Linked DNA regions of Homo sapiens: region 2 is linked to region 1. The links are chromatin loops, found by intact Hi-C in ENCODE. Cell type or tissue: PC-3. All regions are shown on one strand. Each heading gives the region's core, and the rest is flanking DNA. Links, peaks and the distances in the headings are about the cores only. Region 1 overlaps SKAP2 (src kinase associated phosphoprotein 2). Region 2 overlaps SKAP2 (src kinase associated phosphoprotein 2).

Region 1 (2,808 bases), core at 19-2,518:
GGAGCCTAAGAAGATTGATTAATCCTGAATAAGATAGCTATAGTTTCTTACCAGATATGACTGCAGTAAGACATGAAAAATACAGCAAATTAAAGCACTTTTCGTAATACGAAAGAATGGCACTCTCAAAATATGAATTTCCACGTACCTATGAGTGGCTGTGCACAGACTTTCAGAATTGTTTTTAAGAAGTTTTCAATTCTAATGTAAGAGATATCTTCTTGACATACAGACTAATTTATGATAAAATAGGTTATAATGGCTGAAGAGAAAAGATGTGCTAGAACTAGTATATTTCTGTAGAAAGGGGCTGCCAAAAGAAGCAAGGTAGAACCTGCAGGGGGAAGAAGGGGAGGTTAGGCATGTAAAACTCATCTGATGGAGGTCTTGATGCTCATTCTTGCAAAATAGCATTTGCTGTCCTTCAAAGTACGTAAGAATAAAAATTTGAGCTCAAAAACCAACACACTTGCTCAGTTTTGGCCCCCTAAAGGGATAGGTTGAACTCTCATTTACAAAGTTTCTCTTACTTGGATTCCAGAAATAAAGCCAACATCAACAAAATGTCTGCTCTTATGTAAAAGAGCCAGAATATTTTTAATGTACATGGCAGGCAAACCAGATCTTACTTTTTTAAGGTCTCACCCACAGTGTCCCAGAGTAGCAGATGAAGTAAATTTATCCACTCTGGGAGGACAAATCCCTGCCACCTTAGGGGCCTAGGGTCTAGGCAGTGCCAGAGCTCCAAAACTAGCCTCTAGCCTATTTTCCAGTATGACGAAACTTTCTTGTTTTCTCATCCCCAAATAACAACTGATTTTTTTTAAAGTTAAATATGAGATTTTATAAACTTTTCCTAGCACTTTTAGTTAAAATAAATGTTATGCCATAATTATGTATATTAAAATGCAATTTGGGATTTTATTTCCATCTAATTAAATAATGCAATCAAACATGTAAATTTAATGGCAAGCCCAACCATAGTACTTAATTAAGGGATCATTCAATGTTTATTGTCCTTGCTTAGAGTAAATCATTGATTTAAAGAGAATACACAAAATGACATATGCACTTTCCTGAACAGTCTACTTAAGAGCATAATGTTAACTATCTGAATGTAGTTTAACTGCATGACTTATTTACACCTATTCTAGCTAAATAAAAGTAGTTATCAAGCAGTGATTAAAGAATTCAGGCGGTTTTATTATAAACAACTTTATCATATGACCCTTTACTTAGCTTTGGAAAATAATTTCTGGATTAAAAAAACTCAACTAGAAAAATTATCTCAGTATAGTTCAATTTAGTGAGGAAATACAATACACTACTTGGCATGTGTCCACAGGAAAAGTCTGGCTCCCAGATGCTTCTTGCCAACCCACAGTGGATTCAACAATGTTTAAACAACTGACAACGTACACTCATAGCTCTGATGACAAAGTGGCCAAAAATTTAGCAGGAGCCTGTCTCATGGGTATTTTCATATATTGAAAAGTTAAAATCAAAACAAAACAAATCATAGGGACATACATACACACTTCACAAAAGATTCAACACAATTCAGTTAGGCTTTTTTTAAAGTAGATGTTGCCAAAATTATTTTAAAATTAACAAATAAGACATTCTGCTGCTAGAAACTCAAAATATATCAATGTTTTTTATTGTATAAGTGTTATTAAAAGTGAGAAATATAACCCTATTTGGTTACCAAAGTCCAACAATAACTCTTTCTAACAAATAGATTAACTGTCTCCATAACTCATTCATTATAATCATACTATTTATATTAATATCCATGACTCTCTAACACATGTACCCATAGCTAACAAGTGTTTTTATTAGTTTGAATAAAATGAAATTGCCAATATTTTCCTAATTTTGACCTCCCAAAACAAAATTTTATAAGAGTCAAGGGTAAAGTAAAACTTCAAACTTTTGGCACCAAATTTTGACATCAAAGTGGTAGCTTTATTTTCTTAGTTATATAATATCTATGTTTTTTTTATAACTAGCCCTCACGTGTCTCATTTAACTGAACAGTCTTCTTTCCAACCAGGAATATTCTGAGTAAAATCTATATCCTACTGCAGCAGATTCAAGTATAAACAGAATATTGTTAATATTTAATATAAAATCAGCTGTCACAAATGTAGCGAACAGTGAAAAAGCCATGATACAAATAAAATTACTTCATGTGATTTTTCCTGTTTCCAGATGACAAGTTTCTTTGAGATGATATTCTCTCTCTTAATAACAAGCAACTTCTGTCACATAATGTTTATGTCATGTAAGTTCTACAAATGAAAAGTGCAAAAACTGGTTTGACTTTCTAGGGGAGAAAATGATTGATCAGCACACAGAATAAAATAGGTTATTTAAATTAGGACTTCAGCTGATTGAAATGCCAGCCCCATTTTAAAGATATATTCTAAAGTAACCACATTAACCTAATTTAACATGACTTCAAATGCAAATATGTATTAGTCTTAGCTTATAAAACCAAAGTGTACATTTGGGTCTGGATGGATCTCTATTTGATTTAATTTTTGAGTAATTCTTTGTATATACAAATGTAATTTTTATCCTAAATAGCATTAAGCAGCTAATTGGGATAATTTGCTTCATAAATTCAGCGGCCATTTAAAATCTCTTCCTTCATAAATTTAACAAAAATTTCTTCTTGTCAAGAAGTAATTAAAGCCAGGCACAGTGGGTCACACCTGTAATCTTAGCACTTTGAGAGGCCAAGGCAGGTGGATTGCTTGAGCCCAGGAGTTTGAGACCAGCCTGGGCAACATAGTGAAATCT
Region 2 (2,808 bases), core at 50-2,549, 67 kb after region 1:
AATAAAATTATAACTCCTCTCAGGAACCTTCTAGTTATGATCTATAACACAGCAGTCATTTTATCTTATTGTTTATATTAGACGGTATGGTATAAATTTCATCCAACAAAAGCAAAGCAAGTATTGTTCCTGTGAGATAAGTGTTACAACTTGTTAATATGCCACCTTTCCCTAGGTGTAGCTAGTGATAATAAAGGTTTTAGATGATAATCAGTCTAGGACTCAAACCTAAAGGTACACTCGCCTATTGTAATCAAAGAGCCTGGTTTCTAAAACTTTTCTTCCAGACTTGACAACAAAAACAAATTTGAACTGTTGTCCAAATTTAGCCTTGGTTTAAAGGGAAGAGAAGTCAACAAGTTGAATCCAATAAGACCTATCTACTGTACATCTAATGATACGTAGGGGATGTAACTGATATTCACAAAGTTATAGTGAACTTGTGATACCAGTGGATAGGCACAAAATCTAGGCCGGAGTCAGCTGCATATGTATATTTTATATAGTATGTTATAGGAATATGCATGCTTGTGTAATAAGTAGAAGAGTATATACTTACATAATTTAATAAAATATTCATATTTATATAGCTGTCTTTATGTCTGCAATTTAATATTTACTTTCTTTACCTATAAAACAGGAATTTACAAGCTGTTGGTTAATAAATGTATGAACCTGACAAAAGTACCACTGATTTAGTAGATTTTGAAAACAATAACTATTGTGTATAAAGCAAAAATCAATATTTTTATAGAAAATAAAATGGTCAAAGTAAAAGCTGATGCACTTTTATGCAGGTTATTCTTTGAATATGTAGCTAAAAGATGATACCAGAAAACCAGCCAAGAGAAAGTTATACTGAATAACAAACGGGTTTGGACATAGGCAGGTATGGGCACAAACTATCTGAGGGCAGGACCACTAAAGTTTTATTCATCTTCCTATTCCTATCGCCTGGAAGATCATTATTTAATAAATGCATGTTAAATAAATAATGGTTATTAAATACAGACATGTACTATGGGGATTATACTTTATACCAAAAGATTAATTTTAATTTTTATGCCAAATTGTAATAACTATGGTGAGCTATAAAGGCAAATTTTTCCCTCAGAAGGAAATAAAACTTTCATTTAAGTCAATAAACACTATATAAATATCAGAAAAACCAAAGCATATTGAATTTTTTGGTGTGCAGCACTTTGTTTTTTCACCTTTTATTTTAGGTTCGGGGGTACATGTGTAGGTTTGTTACAAGGGTAAGTTGTGTGTCACTGGGGTTTGGTGTACAAATGATTTCCTCACCCACGTAGTGAGCATAGTACCCAATAGGTAGTTTTTTGACCCTCACCCTCCTCCTACTATCCCCAGTCAAGTAGGCCCCACTGTCTCCTGTTCTCATCTCTGTGTTCATGTGTACTCAATGTTTAGCTCCCACTTACAAGTGAGAACATAGGGTATGTGGTTTTCTGTTCCTGTGTTAATTTGCTTAGGATAATGGCCTCCAGCTGCATCCAAGTTGCTGCAAAGGACATGATATCATTTTTTATGGCTGCATAGTATTCTGATATATACGTACCACCTTTTCTTTATCCAGTCCACTGTTGAGGGGCATCTAGATTAATTCAATGTAGTTGCTATTGTGAATAGTGCTTGTATGCAGCACTTTACAAAGCATTTGGCAAACATTCAAATGGTCACAAAAAATTCCAAGTGAAACTCAATCCACGTGTGTGTTTGTTTTGTGGGAACCAAGTATTTTTATGGCCTGTAACTTTAATTGGTGGAAGTTATAAAATATCACTTTAGAGTTATACATGTTCATTCTGCTGTTCATAGAATCTGGAATATTTAATTAATAAACTTTTAGCACTAATGGGAAATTTTACATTCTTACAATAAGGCTGAGTCCAGTGAGATCGCTAACTCTGTTATACCTGCCTTTATGTAGTTTTATTAGATAAATCCAGTGATGGTCTTGAAGATCCAGTCTGTTATCTATAAAATACATTCCCACATAAGATGAAGATGATATTTTCCAGAAATACACTCTGCATGGTTTGGCACTGAAACTCATTTTAAACTCCCTGAAACAAATGAGCTAATTCAGGCATGTAATTATGTAGGTCTACAACTAGCAGCCACACAACATTACTGCATGCACCCTTACTGTGGCTGTTACTTACAGATTGGCTGAGGATATCAGAAGACTAGAATGAGATGCCATTTTACATTTTTCTCTTCCTATCTCTCCATTGAGGATATAAAGGTGAAAACCTTCTTTTTTCCCATTGCTGGTTATCGGAATTGAGATTTATTGCCCTTCTGAGGATGAAGGCAAGATAATTTGTATTAAGTTAGCATTTGCCTTAGGTATTTCTTGGTATGTTACAGGCTTTTCTCAGTTACATTCATTCTGCATCTTCCAGCTAATACATTTCCAAAGGAACATCAACAAATGCCAGTTTAATAAAGCGATTCTACAACTGGATAGCAGGATAAAGTGCTAGGCACCTTCCCACAATTTCTCCCTTTTTCTTCTCCAACTAAACCTCCTAACTTCAATTTCTGATAACTTTATTTCAGAATAATATGTATTTTCACACGGTCTCCATCTCACATCCACAAGGCATGAGTCATTATTCAATGAACAATAAACATTTATAATGAACCACATATATGTCAAGAATCCCTAGGGAGGCACAAAAACAAAGACAATACAGGTTTTGCAGTTATCTCACATCTCAGTTTATATCTTGTACTGAAAAGCAGCAAGATATGACAAAACAATAACCATAAATATTATAG

Evidence for each region. Hi-C counts contacts between places; a loop is a spot of excess contacts. Peaks named below come from ENCODE experiments on the same cell type or tissue, not always from the same donor. Only the 100,000 strongest peaks of a DNase experiment are listed, where the experiment ranks them.
Region 2: it touches region 1 in a loop (1.8-fold over the local background); 1 of 110 quality-filtered maps calls a loop at or near these places.

Annotation. Positions count from the first base shown.
Region 1 is chr7:26,704,380-26,707,187 of GRCh38, forward strand. All of the region lies in intron 9 of SKAP2 (src kinase associated phosphoprotein 2), which reads right to left. Among named protein-coding and RNA genes, the nearest start is that of LINC02860, 68 kb to the left of the region's middle. In PC-3, for the core only: no CTCF peak of the experiment used is centred there; a DNase peak (open chromatin) is centred at 1,392; H3K27ac peaks cover 505 bases.
Region 2 is chr7:26,771,022-26,773,829 of GRCh38, forward strand. The region is part of intron 4 of SKAP2 (src kinase associated phosphoprotein 2); the gene reads right to left. Among named protein-coding and RNA genes, the nearest start is that of SKAP2, 92 kb to the right of the region's middle. In PC-3, for the core only: no CTCF peak of the experiment used is centred there; no DNase peak of the experiment used is centred there.